Regions from separate parts of the Mus musculus genome. Here region 2 is linked to region 1. A link is a contact called in ENCODE Hi-C or POLR2A ChIA-PET data. All regions are on one chromosome and are shown on one strand. Each heading gives the region's core, a stretch centred on a gene start or an enhancer-like site at or near the end of the contact. The rest is flanking DNA. Distances are from core to core; before and after follow the strand shown.

The links. Hi-C counts contacts between places; a loop is a spot of excess contacts on that map. ChIA-PET counts read pairs that join two places held with the same protein, here RNA polymerase II (POLR2A).
Region 2: a map of T-helper 2 cell shows a loop between it and region 1 (2.0-fold over the local background). The contact joins the promoter of Atp1a2 here to the promoter of Nhlh1 in region 1. A Hi-C loop is called at or near these places in 1 of 37 maps with a recorded cell type or tissue (T-helper 2 cell). POLR2A ChIA-PET finds 5 or more read pairs at or near these places in 1 of 5 experiments (Patski).

The regions. Positions count from the first base shown.
Region 1 is chr1:172,053,910-172,060,673 of GRCm38, forward strand. It overlaps Nhlh1 (nescient helix loop helix 1), which reads right to left and starts at 3,687. Exons shown (of 2, transcript NM_010916.2): 1 at 3,378-3,687; 2 at 1-559. The coding sequence starts at 388.
Region 2 is chr1:172,294,831-172,301,594 of GRCm38, forward strand. It overlaps Atp1a2 (ATPase, Na+/K+ transporting, alpha 2 polypeptide), which reads right to left and starts at 3,234. Exons shown (of 23, transcript NM_178405.3): 1 at 3,051-3,234. The coding sequence starts at 3,062.

The DNA.
Region 1 (6,764 bases), core at 2,437-4,936:
CATGGTTCAGGTAGGAGATATAGCAGATGGCCAGGCGTAGGATCTCAATCTTAGAGAGCTTCTTGTCCGGGGGCAGAGTGGGCAGCAGCTTGCGCAGCTCGGCGAAGGCTAGGTTGAAGGCTTCCACGCGGATGCGCTCCCGCGTGGCGTGTGCCGTGCGGTACTTGGCCGTGGCGCGGCGCCGGCGCCTGCGCTCCTCACGACTCAAGTGCTGCAGGTCTTTGCGGCCGGACTCTCCAAGCTCTGAGCTCCGGACCTGGACCACTCCTGGATCCCCGGATCCAGCACCATCGGGGCCCGGTCCGCCCCCACAGTCGCTAAAGCCCGACTCGGTCTCCGAGTGGGTGGGAGGCAGGTCCAGCTCCATGGTATCGGAGTTGAGCATCATGGTGGAAAACCCCCCACCTAGGGAAATGCGGATCCTCTCCCCACCCCTCCCTTTAGGAGCTTCAAAGAGGGTTAGGAGGAAAGCAGCAAGGGCCTGGAGTGCCGGGGTCTGCCACTGAGCTCTGGGAAGCAGTTACTTCAAAGTTCCATGGTCAAGATTCCAGCCTGGAGCCTGAAATAGAGAAAGACGAATTGAGAATTGGCCGCTAAAGGTGTGGCTGGGGAGGGGGTCGGGGGAAGCTGAGGTGTGAGTTGGGAGTTGTGGTAAAGGAGAGCCGAACTTGGCTTCATAGTTGTCCAACGCTAGAGAGACCAGCAGGTTGGAAAGGAGCAGGAAGAATAACAGAGGAAAGAGAAAAGTCGAGGGAAGGACAAAGCAAGCAAGCAAATGTCAAACGAGAGGACCGAGGACCGAAAGCTAAAACTGCTGAGTTCCTAGAAGTAAACAGAGGTGAAGTCCTTCGAGACACTCGAGACACTGGACTGGGCTGTCATTTCCTGAATATGAGAACAGAAGCATAAGAAAAAAGAAAAAAGAAAAAAAGAAGTCGACGCCAAACTTAACTGTAGAACGCTAGACAATTGCCACAGTGAAAATTCAACCTATGGAATCAGGGAACGGTCCCAAACCAGGAGTCTGGTCATAGGTTAATATGCAAAGCATATGAATGAAGCAGTTCCTACGTAGGCGTGGCAGCTCACTCCTGTGTAACCCCAGCACTCAGAAGGCTGGAGCAGGAGGATTGTGAATTTGAGACTATTCCGGATAGTCAGTCTCAAAAAAGGAAAAGTCTGGAGTAACCAAAATATCGAAAAACCTAATTTTAAAATGAGAAAAGGACTCGCACAGACATTTCTCCAAAGATAATGCACAAATGGCCAACATACATATGCGAATACATGGCACATCACTGACCACTAAAAATGTGAAGTAAACCAGCGTAAAAGCTCACCTCAGATCCACCAGAGACAGAGAATGTATTTAAAAAACAAAAACAGAAACAAACAAACAAACAAAAAACCCTTAAAACTATACCTAATAAAAATATTTAAAAAAAAAACCCTTAAAACTAAACCAGTGTTGGCAAGAGTATGAAGAAATGAAAACCCTTGTCTGAAAGTGTTTCACCTGCTACGGGCCATCGCCTGGATGCTCCTCAGAAAGCACTCGGGAGAGGTTGGTACCTGAATGCTCTCACTCAGAGCAGTGGCAGAAGCAACTCAAACCGTCCACTACTAGAGGACTGCACAAATACAATGTAGAAACGATGTATTCATAATAAACTGTGAGCCTTGAATGCAGATTCCTGTCACACTGCAAAGGAGACTAACCCTCGAGGACATTATACCATGCGACGTCAACAGTCAGACAAATACTGTGACTCCACTCTTTTGCGTTGCTAAAGTAGTCCAATTCACAGAAACCAAGTGGCCCAACAGTGGTCAGGGACTGGAGGTTGAGGCAGAGGGGAGCTAGCCATTCTTTAGACAGTATAGAATTTCACATTGCCAAGATGAAAAAGTTCTGGAGATGAGTTTCACGTAATGAGAATATGCTTAATATTGCTCCGGCTCTGTCTACACTCACTTGTTGTGATAGCAAATTGTGTTAAGTGGGGGTTTTTACATAATACTAAAGTGAAAGGTAGAGCAACAACTGGGGGGGGGGGCGGGGAGGGGGCTTTGGAACCTTCTGCACCCTTGTTTCTCGCTGAGGGAGGGAAGGGCCAAACTCAGAGATGGCTGTTGTGGGGAGGACTGGGATATAAGGCAGACCTTGGCACAGGCACCTGGTTCAGTCCTTCACAATCCCTCAGCCTCCTTTACATCACCACTGTAGTAGACAGGCCCTCCCATTCTGCCCATTAGAACCAAAGAAAAGGTATTTCTTCTCAGCACGTGCACCTACCTGCTCAGGACTACCAGATCCCCCAGCTCTGTCCTTAGCACATTTAGCCCTTGCCATCCCCTGACCCTCTTGGCGATTCTGTAAGGAAGACTTCAGAAACTCACCCACAGCCTGTGCTGTGGCCTGCAGAGGAGGGCATAGGCAGCTCCTTGGAGCCACCCTTAAGGAGCTCAGCTAAGTTTGCTTATATCAGAACCACTGGGCCTTTCCCAGTGACTTCAGCCTTGACAGAGACAGAAAGAGTAGAAACACTTGGGATCCTTCCCAGTCACCACCGCCCCCAGCCCTGGCTTGACAGCTGGCAGCTGACAGGCTCTCAGGAGCCACCCTTTCTCCTAGGCTTGCCCCACCCTACTGTCACAGAAGACAGGTTCAAGACCAGAGCGGTTACTAAGGGCTTAAGGGGACGTACACAAGACCACCAGCATCTGACACCTACACCTACACACCGACTGCGACATAAAACAACCTAATTAATGCTGAAATTATGAACATCCTCCATATTGTAGGATCCAAAGGAAGAGAAGAGAACACCAAGAGTGTAGGAAGGTGGGGGAGCATTTCCCATCCATGTTCAGTGTCCCTGATGTCCCACTCTCAAAGTGGACTGAAACCAAGAGTTCAACCTTGGGGTTCCCAGGACATCTATCACAACCAGAGATCCCACCTCTGCCCAGTCCCCATGTCCCCGAGTCCTCCATCACTCTCTCGTGTCCTCCCTTTCTCTCTCCTGCTCCCCATCTGTCACGACCCATCTCCACCTGCCCCTCCCTTCTCCCCACCTCACTCCCGGCAGGCAGCAGCTTCCATATTCCTCTCAAGTCTTTCCTCCCTCAGCTCTCAAAGTGTCTGGCTCTGAGAAGCAGGAAGCAAGGATTCCAAGGATCCAATAGGAGGAATTCCCACCCTGCTTCCTCCAACTGCCCCTCACAGATGCTGCCCAAAGAATCCAAGATAAGTAGGTAGGAAAGAGGCAGAGATGGAGAGAGAGACCCTTCCTGGAGAAAGGTTCTGGGAAGGGACTCCAGTCAGAGATTAGGAGGGGTGCACCACCCTTCCCCAGCCCATGGTTCCCCCTTACCTAGAAGGACTCTGCCAAGGGATCCAAGCTGGCAAGTGAGAGGGACAGCGTAGAGAGCCCCAGTCTCTTCTCGCTGCTCAAGGGTCATCTGTCTGCAAAGTTAGTGAGCAGTTTCTAGAGCTCTTAGGGGCAGCTTGTGGCTGAACAGGATCCAGGACAGATGAGAAGGGTACACATGATGAGGATTTGTAAGGCCTAGGCAAAAGGGATGCTCTTACTTAGTCCAGAACTGGAGTCACCCACACTCACACATACATACACACACCTACACATTCACACACTCACAGACACATATACACACACCTGAGCTGGCCCAGCCTTCTCTGTGTGTATATATATGGAGATACACACACACACCCCCAGCTCTCTATTGGCTGGCCCAGGCACCCCCCTCATCAATATTAAACATCCAGGCCAGGCAGCCATTGGCAGAGGGATCTGGGAACCCCTTGGGAGCTGGGGGCGGGGGCTGGCCCTGAGGGGGGGCGGGGAGTGGGGGAGCAGGGACATCTGTTCTCCATGCATATTTCATAAGCAAGAAATAGAGAGCTGGGGAAGGGGTGGGGCTGAGGCAAGAGCCAGGGCAGGGCCACAGATGAACCCCCTCAGCCTCCCACACTAGAGGTAGCAGGGCAGAGAGACTCCAAAGAAGCTGGTTTTAAATGTCATGGTTTCATTCTGAGTCCCAGCGTGGCTCTGACTGCCCCTTCTCTGTCTCCCTTTTCCTGGGAAGAAGGCTCTCCAAAGTACTAGGAGAGAAACTATGTAACCAGTAATCAGACTAAGTAACCAGTAACCTGAAGGTCCTCCCTCCCCCAAGAAAGTTCTCAAACAGATAGCACCCACAGCTTAACAGGCTGCCTCTTGCTGCCGGTCAGGTCCTAGTCCTCCTTATCCTGGAACTTCAGCAACCTGCTCGTCTCTCTTTCAGGCCCTATTCTCCTACCTGCCCCCTTTACCAGGCGAGCTGTGGAGTCGAGTCTGGGTGGAGACCCCCCACAAGGAGTTTTTCTAGGGATCTACAGAGCATCAGGGGCTGGGGAGGACAGAGATAATAGGAGACGGAGGTGGAAGATCCAAGAAAGGCAGGGCAAAGATGAGGAGAGAGGAGGGGAGGGCAGTCCAGGCTGCCTGCCGGGGTGTGCAGGCCACCAAATGAGCAACAAGAAAAGTAGATAGAAAATCATGTGCAAATCAACACTGATTACGTTCACGCCAATAGCTCAACCGCCTCCAGGGTCTGTTGCCTGTGCATATGTGTGGCTCTGTGTCTGAGTGGGTGTGTTGCAGGGTGGCCTGAGAGGGGAGCCAGTTTCTGGGGCTCAGGGAGGCACAGAGAAATAGTGGGCTGGGTTTCAGCATGGAAATTCTCCCATGGATTCAGCGGTAGGACATCTTCATTGAGCCTCCATATCAGAGACAGAGGACCCCAGGCACAGTGAGCTACAGTATAGGGGGCTCTGTCAGCTGTATGACCCTGGACAAGTAATGACCTTTGAGCCTCAATATCCTTTTTCTCTTAAATAGGGTAAATTATAACTGTGTAGGTTGCCATGGAGATCAAGTGAGATGATGTTTGTAGTAGTGTAGACCGTAGTAGGAGCACAGGTGGTGCAAAGGATTCGCCCCTTCCCTGTGTCTTCTCAACCTTTTCTGGGCTTTCTCCAGGGTGAGGCCTTCCCTACAGGGAGTCCTATAATTCCTCCCCAAGCTCACGCTCCTCTCCCCACCCCCAGGCCTGGGAGGTGCCAACTCCCACCTGGGCAGGCCCAGACAGGTGCCCAGGCGCCAGCAGATGGGCTGAGCTGGAGGGGAACGAAGGCCTGAGGAGGGGGTGGGGGGCAGGGGATCAGGTGGCGGCTTGGTTCTTGCATCATCATTGCCATGGTGCTGATTAAAAACCGATCTCCACCTAATGAGCCCCCAGCAACAACAAGCCTACTTCCCCCACCCTCCTGCCCTCCAACCCATCCAAGAAAGTGGGAGAAAGTGCCATGGGGGAGATGATGGGAGAAGATGGGGAGAAGCCGAGGAAAATGATGGAGACACGAGGAGATGCTAAGATATGAAGGAGATACAGAGAAGTGGGCAGATGTGGTCACAGGGTGACAGAGACATAGGGAAGACAGAGAGGTAGGGAGGGGGGATGGGGCCAGGTTGTCAATTCTTTACAGAAGGTAGAGATGTAAGAAATGTGTGTGTGTGTGTGTGTGTGTGTGTGTGTGTGTGTGTGTGTGTGTGTGTGTGTGTGAAAGAGAAACAAAGACACAGAAAGACAGAGATGGAGAGACAGAGAGACAGGCAGATAGGGAGACAGACAGACAGACGAACAGATAACAGACTTGGGGAGAAACTAGAAAAGAGGAGACTACTAATGGAGATTCAGATGGAGGAACATATTCAGGAAAGGGGAGATGTAAACAAGACTGAGAGAAGCCGTGAAGCAGAAAGGAGATGCAGACATGGAGGAAGTAGAGAGCAAACAGTTTGTCAAAAAGAGAAAAAATGATGGGCTATAAGGTAGGGAGACACCATAATCAAGTGTTAAGGCGTCATCCAAATGGGGGACAGAGATCCCAAAGGGTAAAGGACACAGAAGAACCTTGAGAGACCACAGGCAGAAAGTAATGGCAGAGGTGGCAGAGGCAGGAGCCAAACTCCTGGTGCCAGCCTCCCCCATCGCGTGCTGTGCCTCCCCGCTCATGTGCTGTGTAGCTCAGATACTTTCAGCCCCACAACCTGGGTCCCTGAAGCACCCAGCCCTAGCTGTCCCGTGTACTCAGGGGACTATTTCTTCCTCCTCTGCATCTGTCATCCCAAGATCTCAGGCTCTGGGGACTCCCAGTCTCAAGCCTCACTCAGGAACTCTGAGGGCAGTTGCTGAAGGGTAACAAAGAGGAGTTAATAGCATCATACTATAGAAAGCAACCGTGTCTACTGAGTCCCAAGTCTGCGGGACCTGGGTCCAGGTCCTTGTGACCTTGGAAAGTTGTGTAATTTTCTCTGGATTCTTTTCACCACTTGTAACGTGGGCAAACTGTCACCTTTGCCATAGGGCTCTTGTGACACCCAGTGAAACAATTCACTGGAGACTGTGTTCATCCCAACTCCCTACATGGTGGTCCAGAAAGTGTCACCCATATATATGTAAGAAAATATGACTGAGGGAAGCTGAGGAGAGCTTTCCATGTTGGGAGCTCTCTCTCTCTCTCTCTCTCTCTCTCTCTCTCTCTCTCTCTGTGTGTGTGTGTGTGTCTGTGTGTGTGTGTGTGTGTGTGTGTGTGTGTGTCTGTGTGTGTGATCTTACCTGCAAGGGAAGACAAGTGGAGCAGGAGCAGGCCTTGGGGACAGAGAAAATGATTATACCTTTGTGGTTGTTATTTTGCA
Region 2 (6,764 bases), core at 1,984-4,483, 240 kb after region 1:
TTCTACGGATCCGGGCAAATGCAGAGCAGTATCCTGCCATTCCACCAGCACGTGGCTGTGGTCCTCTGAGTCCTGGGTACTGAGAATAATGTATTTTCACCTATTGGAGTCAGCCGTCTGGGGGATACTGCAGCTGCTGTGATCTTAAGGAATCGTAAGCCTAGCGCCTTGGATAATAGAATTCTGTCCAGCGAAATCAGAAGCAATGCTGGGCGTGGGAGGTACACTACAAGGTGGGCACTTGTTTCAGGATGCAATGACCTAGAAGATGTGCTCTCCGAGACTGTTGCTCAGACATACTCCGTTTAGAAAAGGAAACTGACCCGTCATGCTTTCATCTGTATCTGAACTACCCACGAATGCAATCTGGTTCTGAGCGTCTAGAGGCCAAGCATCACGGGGAAACTGAGGTGGTCATCCAAAGGCGCTAAGAACAACTCAGAAATGTTTCTACCTCTCCCTTCCCCGGGCGATGCAAGAGGCTTCATTAAGTCGGGTGAATTGAAGTGTTCTGTCCTCTAGCATGCTTGGTGAGGCAGGGCTGAGTGGAGGCTAGGAGGCCACAGTAGGATTGAATTCGAGAAAGCATCTGGACAGACGTCAGTGTGGCCCTTGGGGGCTTGAGGGGTGGGAGGCTTGGGCTAGAGGTCCGAGCAGCAGAGTCCAGGAAAATCTCTGCACATTTGATATCAAACAACAGACATGAAAATGAGAATCAAATGCCTACTTATGGAGCTGGGACTGGTGGTGTGCATATCTGTATGCCCATAATTTGGGAGGTGGAGGCAAGAAGATTGGAAGTTTGAGTCCAGCCTGGGCTACATATCGAGATCCTGTCACAAACAAACAGATAGGTGTCTCTGAAAAATGCACTGGCTCTTAAGTGTTGGATTGTGGCTGAGCTAAATAACTCCATGTGGCGCTTTTTCTTCCCAGCTCCCACCCTGCTCTCCCATAAGTGCAGAGCTCGGCTGCCCTTCCCCCTTCTTCTGTCCTGGCAAGGATCTCAGGCTCCATGGCCAGGAGCCTGCAGAGATTTGGGGCCAGTGGCTGCCCAGGGAAGAAAGAAAGAGGAAGTGGGGACCCCTCTCTCCCCCTCTGGTCTCCCCTCCCTCCCCTAACACAAGTCCCTCTCTTTGGTTCTTCAATGTTGTAGGAGAACAGAGAGTTCTTTTTTCAGAAAGCCAGAGACTGGGACAAAGTGGGGGTAGCTGGAAAGCAGCCAACACTCCCCCCACCCCCACCTCAGCCTCTGGAGGAGGCTTGGCTCCCTCCCACCAGTGTGATCCCTCTCCCCAGCTCCCACGCTGCCCTTCACAGCCACACAGGCGTGGACTGGAATGGAGGTGAAGCAGACCCCAGAGTTGAGTGTGGGGAGTGGGATTGTTTTCTGCAGGGCTTTCCTTGTAGGTAGGACTCTGAGCTCCCAGACTTAACCCAGCCTTTTCCGCTAAACAGACCAGACCAGCAGAGTCACGCGCAGCCACTAGGTTAGGGGTGCCACAGGTTATGGACCCAGCAAGGGTACTAGGGGAGAAGTTCTGAATGGGGAAGCCAAGGTCAAGTTACTTTCCAAGTCAAAAGAACTCTATGAGCTGGGGCTACCTTACTCTGGGGTAGAGCAGAGTGGAGGGTTGTCTGCTCTTTCTTTCTACTTAGATGGAGGTTGGGCTTGCCTGACCTGGTTGGCCTTGGACTCTCAGAGGTTCTGCCCCTCAGCTGGATCTGCTCTTTCTATGGGGAGCAGGAACGATATTACTGAAGGTCCCAGTTTAACCATGACTCTTCCTTGGGGAAACCCATTGCCCATAGATAGTTCCTAAGGGCGGGCTTACAGCCCTCACCTTACACTCACCACCCATCACCCTGTATGCCCAGAGGCCCTTCATTTGCAAATTCTCCTGCTGAAACATAGTGCAGGTTCACCCATGGAAGCCTGCAGCACTATCCTAGGAACACGCTATTGTAAGGTTGTGGACACGTGTACACACACACACACACACACACACACACACACACACACACACAGATGCATGTATGCACACATGCGCGATGGTCTTCTATTTCCAGTTCCCACCCAAGCTCTGGATCTCTGGTGTCCAGGATTCGAGTTTTTCCAGCTGTTCAGCTTAGTGCAATAACATGTCCTTGCCTGACTCCTCCTTGGATCCAGAAATTGGCTCACAGCACCCTGTGGCACTGTCCCCCTTGCATTTTGCAATGGCCTGTCAAGCCCTTTCCCTCTGTGCCCTCTTTTGCCAGGATTCCACATGAGGAAAACTTCCAAGCACAGTATGGAAAGGGATTGGGTCCTTTTTCTTCATATGGGGATTTTATTCCCAAGAATTGGAAGCCTTGTCCTTGCTCGCCCAGATATGGCTGTTAATCTTTTCACTGGCAAATCCATTGCTTCACAATGCCATAGGCAGGCGCAGTTCTCAGCAGCCTTTGGAAAGGTCCCCAAAACCTATGGCCTGGAGCCCAGGACAGTGCTTATGGGGACATCCGGAGGGGTGCTGGGGTGAGGGCTGGGGATACATCTTTGCTCTCTCTGCCCCAGCTGACTCTGGCATGAAGAACTCTGGGAACTGGTGTAATCAACTGCTAGGTGGCTCTTCCCAGCCCCAGGCTGGCCCCTGTACTCTTGGGCTAAGGACCTCAGAGCAATAGATATTTTCAGTGGGTAACAAGGACGGCAGAGAACTAACAGTGTCAAAGATCTCTTCAGCTGGGAAGCTCGGGATTGTGGAGCGAGAGGAGGGATTTGTGGAGTAAGGATGAGTGGGCAGAGAGCAGGGAGATCTAGAAGGACACTTGGGTAGTTTCTTAGGCTAGTTGTGGGAGAGGCAGAGAGCAGGGTAGCTGCAGAACCTGCCAGTCCCTAGGCTCATGAGCTCCGTGGAACGAATCCACATGCATGTGCAGTCGGGAGACTAGTTCCAAGTTCAAACCATCCCACGCAGTCCGTCAGCGTCTCTCACCCCTCTCTCCACGTCCCATTTCTACTCCACCCTCCAGAGAGTGGCCCCTGATCTTGGAGGGATACTCACCCCACGACCCATCTTGGGGCAGAGTGGCTGAGGGGACCTAGGCTGGAAAGGTCACCAGGAGGATCCCAAGACCACACCGCCTGTCTGGGGCAGCTGGAGACCCTGGCAGACAGACAGAGACAGTCTGAGCAACAGGGTAGCTTTAAATAGGTCCCTCTCCCCCTCACTCCCGCCTTCCCCTTCTGGGGAAAGAAACGTTTGTTGAAACTGGATCCCTGAGGACTCCTCCCCTCCCCTCCCGCCTCTTTAGCAACTGGCCCAGCTGATGGTCCTGTTTTGTCCCCGGTCTGTCCCCCTCAGCTCCTCTTAGCATTTCCCCATCCCATGGGCAGCTACAACCAAGAGAGAAGCAAGGGGAAAGGAATGGGGAAGGGGTAGCTGGAAAAAGGAGAGGTGGCCCCTCGAGAGCAGCCAGCTCATGGTCCTGGGACTAATTGCCTATATTTCCAGGTGGGGAAGCAAGGCTATAAGAATTCAGCAATCTTACTGGATAAGACAGAATCTCCCTGAGCTCACATCCAAGTTTCCAGAGAAAGCAACAGCCTGCTCCATCTGCTGTAAGGGGCTGCAAGGACGTTGTGACCAAGAAAGAATTAGAACTAGAATCAGACGACTCTTGCTTTTGAAGCTCCTTGCAGAACCAAAGCCTGGAGATGCTGCACCAGGCATGTCCCACTTGTTGCTCTTGGGCTCCATACGCCACCCCACCACCACCATAGCTAGGAATTTGGCCCAATACATCCTAACCTTACTTCAAACATTGAGATGCTTTGTAACAGTGTAGCGATTTTTTATTTGTTTGTTTGTTTTTTGACACAAGTTTTCTCTGTGTTGCTTTGGCTGTTGTGGAAATCGCTCTACAGATCTGGCTAATCCTTAAATTCAGAGATCCCCCTGCCTCTGCTGGGATTAAGAGAATGTGCCACCACCAACGTTCGTTCTCTCTCTCTCTCTCTCTCTCTCTCTCTCTCTCTCTCTCTCTCTCTCTCTCTCTCTCTCTTTCTCTCTCTCTCTGGATAATGTGATTTCATAGTTGTCCAGTGTGGTTTGTAGATGACATGAATGTTGTTGGTTATAACATTGTGACATGATTTTTAATGGTGGACACACCTGTAACCCAGTGTTCAAGACAAGCAAGAGTCTCCGCACTTAGAAGCAGTTGGGAAGGTGAAGGACAGAAGATATGAAAGAGCCAGGAAGGCCGCCCAAGTCCGGGCACAACAGGCACGTGGAAGCATTTCTGCCATTCTGTGTATGAAGCAGATGAGCCTCCCCTTCACTGCTACAGGGGAGCTTTGAGTGAGTCTGAGTCGGAGGTCGGTGAATGGTATGAGAAGTCAAATCTGGAAGGTGTAGCAGGAGGGCATGGAAGTCATTATCACCTCAAATACCAACTCTGTGGGACTAGAAAGAGCAAGGACTTCCTTGGTTCCTTCTGGGAGGAAGGGGTCAGGCAGACTCCACTGTGAGAGACCTGTTTAATGGCATGGGAGATCCTGGAGGTTGGGTCTGGGGGGAGGGAGGGGGCTTCACCTCCAGCTGAGAAGATGTCTTCAACATTACTCTCAATAGAAACAGGAACAGAGCAGATAACTCATGACCAGCCCAGCCGCTCTGGGGGCGGGGGGGGGTGTTGGCATCATTCATTTGTTGAAGAATGGAGGCTGGGGACAGAGAGAAGAAGATTTTCTGCCCCCACCGACTAGGAACAGTTAGAGGGATAAAGTTCTGCAGTGTCCCCATTTCTCTGGGCACCGAAATGTAGTGAGTGAGTGGACGCCCACTGAGCAGGGGCAGGTCTGAGAACCCTGGCTGGGAAGGAGGAGGGAGGCAATGAGGCATTGGCAGGAGTCCTAAGGTGCCCGCTGGCTGGGCTGGCTGGGTTGAGCCCCCTCTGGCCCTGGAGGGAGCTCCCTGTAGAGCGATTATGGACCTCTTGTCCAGGAAATCTACTCTCAGAGCACAGGGCTCACATCTGAATTCCCTAAATAGCTGGCCACCTCCGGCTCTGCAGCTGAGATTTTTCCATTACAGACACCGGAGGGTCAGCGCCTACCTGCCCCTAACTGTTTCCTCCTGGGCCTACGCAGGAAGGATGGGCCCTATAAGCACACATGGACTTTCTCATGGTCTGTGGTCCATTCTCATGGTCTGGGTCTGGAGTAGATGAGACTGGGAAAATCATGAGAGGAAATTAAACACAGTCCCTGTGTGTCAAGGACACAGAGAACAGCTGAAGATGTAAAGCTGGGGACGAAGGCTCTAGAAGATTTACCTGAAGGCTAGTGGAGTGTGGGGTTTAGGGGTGAATAGATGATCCTTTTGGGGGGTATAAGTAGCATCTATAGGCCTGAGCCAGAGTTCCTGAGTAATCGCCCTAGCCTCTTCAAGATATAAGGTAAGGCTGAAGAGAAAGGCTCTGAGTGCTCCCCCAACCTCCTCCCACCCCTGCTGGCACCTTCTTGTACTGCCCAGGCCTTCCCACAGCCTGGTTCTGCTGTCTCAGTAACGGAAAGGGCTGTGCCCTTCCTCTGCTTGCAAAGCCTGCTAGGGCTCCCTGCCATGTCCTGCATTTGAGTGACCAGAGCCCCAAGGACACTGTGCTCTGCTGTGTACTCGAGAGGCAACAAGTGACAGCAGGCAGAGCACCTACAGCCTGCTTCTCACCCACGCCTTCCTGACCACTCCCTTCACGGACCTATGGGAGTCTGTCTCAGACCCCAGATCACAGTGGAGGTAGACATCTGGCCCTTTAATCTCTAACTGGGGATCCAGACAGGGGGACTTATTTGAGTCAAGAGAGGAACAAAGGAGGAAAACCAGAAAGACCTGAGAACAAGAGGTGGGGACGGATGGCGGGAGTGGTCTTGAGAGAAAACTCAGAGTAGGACAAGGTCACAAGGGACAAAATGGAAAAGGCCCAAGCCTTTGGTCGGCAGAGATCTGGGAAGTAGGATGTGTATACACAGGGTAGGGAGCTGAGAGACATAGGAACATGTACTAGTGTGGAGGTGGGATGCTAGTTAGGACCGAAGGGGACACTCGTGTCTGGGATTCTGTGGGTAGGAATGTACCAAGTACTAACTCCGAAGGAGCTTCAGTCTGGGCAAGTGGTTCAGTTGGGTGACTTCCTAGGAAGCATGGAAACCTGGGTTCTATCCCAAATATCCCTAAGGTGAGGGTTGTAGAACAACCCCAATGCCTGGGAGGTAGAGGCAGGAGGATCAGAATGTCAAGGTCACCCCAAGCTACATAGCAAGTCTGAGAAGCCGGCTCAGACAAGATGAGAGAGCCTGCCTCCTCCTCCTTTAAAATGATGGGGACAGGGCAGCGCTTGCTCAGATGTGTGCACCCCATTTATTACGAATTAGTAGTCCGCCTAGGAGCGTGTGGTGTGCACGTGTCCGTGTGCAGGCATTCACGCGGGCTACAGGGAAAGCTGTGCGTTACTGTGGGTGTACGTGAGAGTCCATGGGAGAGTGTGTAAGGGGGAGGGAGGGTGGGCGCTCAGCTGCAGATGGACTTGTAAACGAAACAGTTTTGTTTCCTAAGTGACTGGCCTCCTGGGGCCTCCAGCCCAGACTTGAAGGTTGTTTCAAGATCATGAAAGAGAGAATGGGAGGGACAGAGGGTGGGAAGGAAGAGCTGGGAGAGACTCCATCACTCCCCACCCCCACCCCCACCTCCACCCCTGTTCCTCTCCTGCCCCCGCCC